Linked DNA regions of Homo sapiens: regions 2 and 3 are each linked to region 1. A link is a contact called in ENCODE Hi-C or POLR2A ChIA-PET data. All regions are on one chromosome and are shown on one strand. The core of a region is the stretch at or near the end of the contact, and the rest is flanking DNA. Distances in the headings are between cores, read along the strand shown.

Region 1 (3,447 bases), core at 567-3,066:
AACAGGCAAAGCATACTTTGTTACTCTTTTCAGGGCATCTTATATGCACTTGGTTGCACAGAATGAGGCTAAGAGGGAACAGCATTTGTGACCAATACTACAAATAATATGGAAAGATTAACCAAGCTCTCTAGATAAACTCTAAATGTTCAAGTTCCACCAGGATGATGGAACTGGTTATGCGACGGGGGAAGGCAGCTCAGTTCATTTTTCAAAACCATCTATAGAAGTCCACTGAGCATAATTAGGTTAGGTTAACAAGTCCGTTTACATTATAGGAAGCTGGCAACATTTCACACCCAAAACTTGGGTCCTGCTAACCTGACATTTCCTTCACTGCTCTTTAGGAGAATCACCTTTGGTTGATTCTCTTAGGCAGACAGAATAAAGCTTTGAAATTAAGAATGCTGGGGCCAAAATGAAGACAGAAGACTCCACATCATCACTTTGGTTGTAATTAGGGGTGTTAACAAAATAAATTAAGGAAACACAAGGACTTATTTATGACTCTTATAGTCTCAACTTTTCCTAAAGACAACCCCAGCCCAAGATCACTGGGTGAACGTTTTCTTGGGGCAAAAAAAAAAAAAAAAAATCCCTATCCTACTACACTGGTTTTTGGAAACAGCCTCCTGCTCTCCTTGCACAACCCTTTCCTCTTCAACTAAGCCAAACCCATAAAACGGGGGCGTAGGTATGTCGGGACACCAAAAAGCAGCAGCAGCAGCCAGAGGGAGTTTAAACTGCATCTCAAAACAAAGGCGGCAGAGGGCAGCATTTACAGCAAGACTTTCTTACTCAAACTGTTTCAAGACAAGAGGGAGCAGCACACTTAAATATCCACACATTTCTTCATTTAAAAACATCACTTCTTTATTTCAAAGGAAAAATAAAAGACCCTCCCAACCCTGTCCAAAAAAACCCAATAATAATAATAACAATAATAAAAAATCCTATTAGAAACCATAAGGAAGCACTGAGAGTTTGAGTATTACATTCTTCAAGTATGCTGTTCGGATTTTTTATTTTTAGGTTGGTAACTATACACATATAAAAAAACCTTAAAAGTGCGGCCAAGGGATTTTGCTTAAAATTAAGTATTTAGAGGGCTACTTAAAAATACTGTAGTAGGACTGTGCAGTGATCCTTTGGGGGATGATGCTTTCACTTTTGTATCCTCGTCAAGGTTAAGGGGCAGGTTCAAAAGTGATCATACTTCCAGGATTAGCGTAAGTGGCCAACTTGGGTGAGAAAGCCAGAGAGATCCATGTGTTCTTCCACGGACAACGAAAATCCACCCCGAATCCAAAAATTCAGACATGGAATGTGGTAGGATTTCACAGTAAAGTTAGTCTGGGATAGGGAGAGGTGATGAGCCCAGACAAGGCAGGGTGTTAGGTTTAACTGGTTTGCCCTCATCAGGTTTTCGCATCTTTTTAGTGGGTTTTAGTGCAGTCCTTCAAGCCACAATTTAGATTGCCCTTCGGTGTGCTCCAGATTGTTGGTTCATATTAAAGGACTGTTTTAAGATTTGCATCCCAAGGAAAATCATGCTACATAAAAATGATCCAAGATTTTCGCCCAAAAAACTTCTTGGATAAAATCTAAAAAATACTATTGCAATTGCGTCTCTTGAAGAAAAAAACATTATTCTAAATGTAAACAGATTCACTCAACTCTTTTTTTGTTGTAGAAAACTTCAGAGTAGGTAAGTTGCTGTCTAACTCTCTGCTGCATGCACTCGCCAGAGGGTAGGGAACAATGCCTTCTGTGCCAGCATCATCTAGGGGATGAAAAGAACCGTTCCACATAGCTGAAGAGGGCGTCCCAGTGCTTCCAGAGAAAGGCAATAAAAACCACAAGGAATAAAGTGCTGAACGTCCTGTTGCGAGTCTTCATGAGGGGGACCACACAGTTGGCTACAGTGGAGACAAAGACCAAAAGGACTGCCATGACAGCCAGGAGGATGTTGATGAGTTTGCCCAGAAGGTTCCGGGCAGTGGCATTCTCCAGCCCTTCTAGCTGCACCACCTGCTGCTGCTGCTGCTGCAGCTCCATCTTGGAGATGCGCGTCTGGCATGCCTCCAGGGCCTCCTGTGGGCCAGAACAGGGAAGAGTTAAGCCTTCTGCTCACAAGTATTCTGAGATGCTGACATGCCCCCTGGGCAAGCCAGATGCATCTTGAGCAATGCCAATGATTTTATAAATATGCTGGAGCCTTGAATGAATGTAAAAGGCTAGATGTATAACTCACTATTCAAGTGATTATTATTCCCCCAAATTGCCCTCCACTGCATTCCAGTGGGATGAGTCACAGGAAGCAGTGGCCACACTTAACATTTATTTAGTCTAGAACATTTTAATGACAAGACCACAAATATATGCTCTTTTTTCATTGAAAATTAATCTAAGTTGCACAGAATATATTTGTTCAACATAAAAAATTTCAAATAGGATAGTCTCTCTTGACATTTCCTTCAATTCCAATCCCTGTCCCTGAGGCAGTACTGTTTGTGTTCACCCTTTTATGTGTGTAAGTGTATGCATATATGTGTCAAGGAAAATATACGGAATTATTATTTTTATTTCCTATCTGTAAACTAAAAATAAAATCCTAAGACCCCCAGCCAAATGAACGGACTCCCTCTTGGCCAAAGTGGACCCCAAAGAAACCTGAAAAAGTGAGTTCTTGGCAATGATGGGAAAGAGGCTGGACATGCCTTATTATATCCCCTCCCTTTTTGAGTTGTGGCACAAATGACCAGCATTAATGTGAAAATAGAGATCATAAGACTGACAGAATGGACTCTTTGTGGCAGTAAGACATCAAATTATAAACAAGACCTAAGGCCATGCCAGACAAGGTTAAATCTCACCCTATAAACCATAAAATCTCATCAGTTTTTAAAAAAATTAACTGGTGTTAATGTGGCTTTCTTTCCAACCTGACTCAGGTATAGCATCACATGACAGACAACAGACTCCGTTAACTTAGGCATTTTTGTACTGGCTTCAAGTCTTTACACAAAGCTTAACTCTTTCAACCGACTGCCAGCTAAAAAATTCCTAAAGCCCACTATGACTTGTTAGCCCCTACTTAGAGATGGCCCACCTTTTTGGGCCAAACCAATGTATACTTTCCATGTGTTGATTTAGGATTTTACCTACAATTCCTGTCTCCCTGAAATGTATAAAGCCAAACTGTAACCCAACTGCTTCAGGCATATTTTCTCAGGACCTCTTCAGACTGTGTTCCCCAGGCCATGGTTACTTGTATTGGCTCAGAATAAACCTCTTTAAAATATTTTACAGGGTTTGGCTTTTCCAAACATGGAATAGTATCACACTATAGGAATCGATTCACAACTTGCTTTTTTTTTCATTCAACAGTGGGTCTTGGTGATCTCTCCATGTCAATACACAGAATCTACCTCATTTTTTTTTAAC
Region 2 (3,447 bases), core at 256-2,755, 55 kb before region 1:
AAAAAAAAAAACCCCGCAAAGCAGGTCACATCTCCTGTGCAGCTCAACAGCTTCCCATGGTTCCCTAGTGCTGTCAACACAAACCCAAACTTTGCTCCTGGGCCCTTGAAGCCCCACTCAATCTGGCCCTGACCTCTGTGGCCTCTCTCAGCCCCCGTCCCCGCCAACTCCTCCCTCAGCTTGGACAGCCCAGGTAGGTAGGGCCAGTCCTCCTGGGCTCCCCTGAGTGGAGCCCATGTGGCACGGGCTCAGTGGTGGCCTGTGGACTGTGTCCAGTCTCAGTCCAGCAGCCCAGCCGCACACAGCCAGGCCAGGGTATGAAGCCACACCTGTGACTCCCAGACCCCAGCTCCTTCCACTTCAGCATGCACTGCCTCTCAGAACACTGTGCAAGCTGACACCTCTGCTGAGAGTAAACTGAGGCAAGGAATGAGCCATGGGCACACTGTGTGCCAGCCCTGGGAGGGGGCAGGACGGACTCGGTCCTGGGTGGCCTCTGGCAGCAGCCCCCATGCCAGGGAGGAGACCACCTGCTGCTGAGAAAGTAAATACCAGCGCCTTCAGGGGTGACCAAGAGGCTTCCTGGAGGGGCTGTAGGGAGAAGATGGCCAACCAGGCCTAGCACCATGGTCAGGAAGCCTGGCCTTAGCCACAGAGGAAAAGCAGCCTGGAGGAGCACGTTGGAGAAACCAAGGCACAGAGAAGAGCAGAGGCTTCAGACAAACGGCAAAGGACACAGCAGCTCTGGCAGACCCTTCGGGGAGGCCTGCCTTGGTTTCCCTGACCCCTCTGGAAGAGGCGGGTCACCCAGCTCCAGGGCTTTGAGGTTATCCAGACCAGCTGGACACCATCTGGAAGGGCTGAAGCCAGCCAGCCAGGCCGCCCTGAGGGCCAACACACAGACTGGGCATGATCTGCCCACCCACCCCAAACAGGCATGGCCTGGAAGGACAAGCCCCAGGCTTAGGTCACAAGCCTGGCTGGATTAAGGACCTACTGTGTGACACTACAGCTACTGGGGGCACCTTACAGCCCTGGGGGTGCACGCACGCACACACACACACACACACACACACACTCTTGCTGCGTACCCATTTTACAGATGAGAAAGCTGAGGCTCCTGACTCCTAAGTCTCACAGCTCTTACCTCACTATGGGAGGCACCATCCCCTCTGAACCTCGGACTCCACATCTGTAAAATAAGACAGCAATAGCACCCACCACCTAGGGCTTATGGAAGGACTGAGCTCATAGGAGCCTTCAGTGCTAAGCACTGTAGGTGCTCAATAAATGTTCCCAATTAGCTATGCAGACCACGGAGCAGAGGCTCGGGAGCTCCCGAGGACAGGGACAAGCCACTCCACCGCTTCCTGAAGTCAAAGCATCCGAGGCTGGATGGGCTACACCGCCCTCACCAAGGACACAGTAGTGGGAGCTCTGGCCTCGGCCTGCTCTGCCCTGGCGCCTGGGAACCACCGCCACAGTCGCTGACTCAAGCAGCCATTGTTTAGTTAGCTGGACGCAGCCCCTAGACACCCAGCTCCCCCTTCATGAAGCTGTTTCTCATTCCGGCCCGGCCTGGCCCCATTTCCAGCTCCCCTCCCCCTGGGTCCCAGAGGAGCACAGTGTGGGATGGGCAGCCAGCGGCTCTTCCCTGGCCCAGGGAAAAGGCTTCCCTCCCCCCAGCAGGAGGGGCAGAGCACGAAGCCAGTCTTTCCAAGCCCTGGAACAGTTTCCCTCCCAGCTTCCTCCCCTGAAGGGACTCCAGGCCAGGAGCCGAGAAATAGTTGCCTCTCCAGGGAACACTGGCAGTTCCCTCCTGGGGCTGGGGGGACTTGGAGGTTCGATCTCACACCCTCCTCCCCAGCCCCTGGTCTCCTCGGGGTCCAGCCCATATGCCTGGCCGCAGGCTGTGCTCTGCAGCAGGACTCTACCGCTGGTCCCAGAGTCATCGCACGACCGCTGTGGACACAGCCAAGAAGACAGGGCTGCTTGGAGCCTTGCGCAAACATCTCCGGGCTGGATTCCATGAGCTGGGGACACAGAGGTGACAACGGGGCCCTCTCTCCAGCTGCCCACATCCGAGCTCAGAGGCCCAGCCCCAGGATGGGGAGGGGCAGCTTTCTCATAGTAACAGTTCGGTAGAGTGACAGTAGCAAGCAGCTGTGTGCAGTCTGCTTTGTGCTGAGACCTCTTTCTGTATTATCTCATTCAACCCTCACCACACCCTGAAAGAGTTGATGCTGCTTTACAGTAAAGGAAACTGAGGCACAGAGAGTTGAAGTGATTTGCCCAGGGGCACACAGCCGGAATGGCTAGATCCAAGCCTCCAGCGCAGGCCTGCGGGCTCCAGATCCCCGCCCTTAACCACAGCCTCCCCACCCGCCGCTCTGCTGGGAGCCACCAATGGTTGCCAGGAAATCAGCCGCTTGGAGCTGGAAAAACCCTGGGTTTTGAGCTGGGGAAACTGAGGCCCATCAAGGTGATGGCTGCTTCTAGAGAGCTCAGTCACCTCAAACAAAGATAGCGGGCAGAGGCTGGAGAAGGGCACAGGCAAGGGGGTTTGGCCACTTTCCTGGGCCTGGCCTCCACTCCAAGGCCTCTGCCTGCGGGCCCCCCCCCATTATTTACCGATCAGAGCATAAAGTGCTACATGATTAACGCCCCACTGGGGCCTTGCCGGGACTCGTAATGGAGCTGCGAGCTTCCCTCCCCCTCCAGCGCATGATTTATCAAGTTTCAGGGTAAAGGACGGTGGACTAGGCGGGGAGGGCCCCCGCTGGCGCTGGCCCCCAGATCTTGACTGCATCGAGTATCAGCCGAGCAGGGTGGAGCAGGGCCCCTGCCACTGGATGCCTGTCTGGGCGGTCTGTTTGGTTCGGCCCTGGCTCAGACATGGCCTTTGGAAAGAAGAAAACGGCTGTACTTGGGGGGCAGTGAGGATCCAAGTCCACGTGGCTGGCACTCAGAGACTTTCTGGGCTTGTCCCCACTCGGGAACCGGCTGGTTTCCATGGCAATCCCCACATGGCTGTCAGAGCTGGAGAGGCCCTCGGGAGTTACCTGGTCCAGCCACAGTGGGGGCTCCGGGTGAGCGCCTCCGCCCCTGGATCCTGCCAGCACCTGGCAGGGCCAATACAGACCAGCAGCCACAGGGTCCCTTCCGGAACCAGATCAGCCATGTCTCTCCTTTCCCCAAAGCCCTGCTGGCTCCCCGCAGCCCACATGACAGCATCCAAGTCTTTAGCCTGCAGGCAAGGCCCAGCACACTCTCAGCTTCCCCTCGGCCTGCTACCCAAGCCACATTCCAACATCTCTGAGCCTTTGCCCCTATCGTGTGCTCTGCCTGGAATGCCTTCCCCAGCCCCATCTGTCAAGTGCTGCTCCAACCTCCCCTCCTCCAGGAAGCCCTCCCGCACTCCTCTGATGAGCTGGTTAGTGTGTGGCA
Region 3 (3,447 bases), core at 368-2,867, 43 kb after region 1:
TTTGTTTTTAAAGGAAAAGGAGCATTTTTTTGTCCCAAACTAAAGTAACAGTTTGTTAAAGAATGTAAAAGACAAATCATTTATTTATTTATTTATTTATTTAAGATGGGGTCTTGCTCTGTTGCCCAGGCTGGAGTGCAGAGGTACCATCTCGGCTGACTGCAATGTCCATCTCCCGGGCTCAAGTGATCCTCCTACCTCAGCCTCTCAAGTAACTGGGACTGCAGGTGCACACCACCATGCCCAGCTAATTTTTGTATTTTTTTGTGGAGATGGGGTTTCAGCATGTTTCCCAGGCTAGAAAGACAAATCTTAAAAAGTGAATTTGATTTGCCTTGTAAAATATACTACTGGGATGTGAAAAGAAGCCATGAAACATGTTAAAATTTTGGCAACATTTAATCAGCTTTGATGGGTTTGCGTCTTTGGTTTACTGATTAATGCCTTCATCTATAATATGAAAGATGATTCTTATTTGTGTATAATTTTCTTAGAGAGCACAATAATTCTCTGGCTTTATGTTGGATTATGTTCTAGATGATTAAATACAAAACAAACCAAACCGGAAAGAACAAAGGTTCTTTACTTGTGAAAGAGCTTAGGTTCTTTACAATTGTAGTACCTTATCTTTTATTCTCATTTTGATTAAATAATCAAGTATTGTTTCTTATCCATGATACTATCTTAATCAGGGGCCCAAATGTCCTTTGTTAACTCTTTTGATCTTGCCTTCCCCAAGATTGAATTTTTTTTTTTTTTTTTTTTTGAGACAGGGTCTCTCTGTGTCATCTAGGCTGGAGTGCAGTGCCTCAACCTTCCGGGCTCAAGTGATCCTCCCACCTCAGTCTCCCAAAGTGCTGGGATTATAGGCATGAAACACTGTGCCCATCCCATGTTATCTTATTGTTCTATTTTTTGTGGCTATATGAGGAAGCCCTTTCACTTTCTCCTTAAACTACTTCTAACCCACATTTTAGTAGATTGATTCTGCCTCTGTGATCTGAATAAAACATTAAGTAGTATCTGATTTTCATGGAATACTGAGCATTCAGAAACATACTGAGTTTTCCTTAACTTATGGCAATACTGTTATTTGCATAGGATCAATACCAATCTCATCTCCTTTTTATCAAGATATAATTGGATTTTGTAACTGTATATACTGGAATCTCATAAATGAGAACATCACATTTGAGAATAATTCTCATTGACAAACTACTTTAAGAAACAATAGTTGACTTGATATAGGGAGCCAATGCCTAAAAGAAAGTACTCCCAGGAACACTGGCCTGATTCCTGAGGTGGTAAGGAAAGTCACTTCCTGGCAAGCCTTAGAAAATACTGGGGACTTGAAGATGAGATTAATTCACCCAAATTTATAGGTACCACAGGTGAAATCTGGTGAGAGAGTTTCTCAGGTGTATTTTCCTAACCTTAGTATAGTAAATAATAAAGAGTGTTTAAAAGTCCAATCTGAATCCTTACGAAAACGTCCACACAGAAGTTAACTGTGTTGTCTTAGTAATTGCTCAAAACTGTATGGCTCTGGATTTGCAAAGATAGTTCAAGGATGCCCCTGTATGACTAACTAGCACTGTGGCTACACCTATGTGAATAATCAGGCCAAACCTAATGAGACTGTCAGAAACGTTTACACCTGAGTAACTTCAGCGTGCCTATGGGCTAGGTAAAGTCAGGTTAAGACCTGCTAGGCTGCATTCCCAGCAACTTCAGGTATTCTTAGTCACAAGATGAGATAGGAGGTCACCATGAGATACAGGTCATAAAGACCTTGCTGATAAAACAGGTTGCAGTAAAGAAGCCAGCTAAAACCCACTGAAACCAAGATGGCGATGAGAGTGACCTCTGTTCCTCCCCACTGCTACACTCCCACCATTAGCTCCAAGGCAGTGTACAAATGCCAAGGCAATGTCAGGAAGTTACCCTATATTGGTCTAAAAAGGGGAGGCATGAATAATCTACCCCTTGTTTAGCATATAATCAAGAAATAACCATAAGAATGGGCAGCCCCTGGGGCTGCTCTGCCTATGGAGGCCATTCTTTTATTCTTTTACTTTCCTAATAAACTTGTTTTTACTTTACTCTATGGACTCGCCCTGAATTATTTCTTGTGCGAGATCCAAGAACCCTCTCTTGGGGTTTGGATTGGGATGGCTTTCTGGTAACAAGACTAACTATTTTGTGATCAAGAATAACATTTGGAGATATTTGGGAGGCTGAGATGGGAGAATCACTTAAGCCCAGGAGTTGAAATTTGCTTTGAGTTGTGATTGTACCACTGCACTCCAGCCTGGGCGACAGAGCGAGACTCTGTCTCAAAAAAAAAAAAAAAAAAAAAAAAAAAAAATCATAATTAATAATAACCTTTGAAAATTATTCTTGATCACAAGAGAGATGGGAGACTGTCAGCAAAATTTATGGAAGACCAAAATGGTAAAAGATTTTGAATGTCCTTTCAAGGGAATGCTGGGTGTTGTCTATTGGACCCTTTGAAGTTATCTGATTGAATAAAGATGTGAATCTTTGTCTTTGGCTAGGTTGTTTTCCAAGTCTTTAGAGACAGAAATTGCCTCATGGACAGTGTTTGTGATGCAATGTGTATTAGTCTGTTCTCATGCTGCTAATAAAGACATACCGAAGACTGGGTAATTTATAAAGGAAAGAGGTTTAACTGACTCACAGTTCCACAGGGCTGGGGAAGCCTTGGGAAACTTACAATCATGGCGGAAGGGGAAGCAAACACATCATTTCTCACATGGTGGCAACAAGAAGTGCCAAGCAAAAGGGGGAAAGCCCCTTTTAAAACTATCAGATCTCATGAGAACTCACTAGCATGAGAACAGCATGAGGGTAACTGGCCCCGTGATTAAATTACCTCCCACCAGGTCCCTCCAACAACACATGGGGATTATGGGAACTACAATTCGAGATTTGGGTAGGGACACAGCCAAATCATATCATTCTGCCCCTGACCCCTCCCAAATCTCATGTCCTCACATTTCAAAACCAATCATGCCTTTGAGGACTAAGCTCTGATTTTTGTAAATCTTGCCCAAATTCCTATCTAAGGAGTTTCAGGAGTCATGCCCTACAAACCATAAATTCTCATCAGCTGGGTTTTATTTAACCCTATGTATCATGACTTACTTTCCAATCTGACTCTGGCATAACGTTATGTGACAAAGAAGAAAATCAAAATATTTTACCCCAAAACATATTTCTCTGCCATATTTTGAAATGGCCTTGCAAGGCCATGCTTTGTAGGGGTAAAATCTGCATCTGTAAAGAATCTCTATTAAACAGCTAGATCTTTTTCTTCCAGGCCCTCCCAATCCTGAAGAGATTAACTGAGAGTCTAGCACCTTTTAGAGGTCTGAATAGGAAACATTTGTCACCTATTGTCTCTAAGGGCAGCTACTATGAGAC

The links. Hi-C counts contacts between places; a loop is a spot of excess contacts on that map. ChIA-PET counts read pairs that join two places held with the same protein, here RNA polymerase II (POLR2A). Pooled maps may share reads with other maps.
Region 2: a map of aorta shows a loop between it and region 1 (6-fold over the local background). The contact joins two enhancer-like sites. A Hi-C loop is called at or near these places in 1 of 168 maps with a recorded cell type or tissue (aorta) and 1 of 50 pooled maps. POLR2A ChIA-PET finds 5 or more read pairs at or near these places in 1 of 52 experiments (activated CD4-positive, alpha-beta T cell).
Region 3: a loop to region 1 is called in a map of PC-9, with 7 times the contacts of the local background. The contact joins two enhancer-like sites. A Hi-C loop is called at or near these places in 10 of 168 maps with a recorded cell type or tissue (Caco-2, HepG2, PC-9 and 7 more) and 7 of 50 pooled maps. POLR2A ChIA-PET finds 5 or more read pairs at or near these places in 8 of 52 experiments (A673, AG04450, HepG2 and 5 more).

The regions. Positions count from the first base shown.
Region 1 is chr3:129,649,702-129,653,148 of GRCh38, forward strand. TMCC1 (transmembrane and coiled-coil domain family 1) reads right to left here. Exons shown (of 7, transcript NM_001017395.5): 7 at 1-2,094. The coding sequence ends at 1,780. Among named protein-coding and RNA genes, the nearest start is that of PLXND1, 45 kb to the left of the region's middle. RefSeq lists a silencer at 1,905-2,199. Within about 2 kb of position 1,817, at least 9 of the 41 ENCODE cell types and tissues checked have a DNase peak (open chromatin) inside an H3K27ac peak, as active enhancers do; they include PC-9, where a contact is called at or near this core.
Region 2 is chr3:129,594,871-129,598,317 of GRCh38, forward strand. The region is part of intron 1 of PLXND1 (plexin D1); the gene reads right to left. Among named protein-coding and RNA genes, the nearest start is that of PLXND1, 10 kb to the right of the region's middle. RefSeq lists an enhancer at 1,348-2,079. Within about 2 kb of position 1,506, at least 28 of the 41 ENCODE cell types and tissues checked have a DNase peak (open chromatin) inside an H3K27ac peak, as active enhancers do.
Region 3 is chr3:129,692,759-129,696,205 of GRCh38, forward strand. The region is part of intron 4 of TMCC1 (transmembrane and coiled-coil domain family 1); the gene reads right to left. Among named protein-coding and RNA genes, the nearest start is that of PLXND1, 88 kb to the left of the region's middle. RefSeq lists an enhancer at 3,095-3,447. Within about 2 kb of position 1,618, at least 3 of the 41 ENCODE cell types and tissues checked have a DNase peak (open chromatin) inside an H3K27ac peak, as active enhancers do; they include PC-9, where a contact is called at or near this core.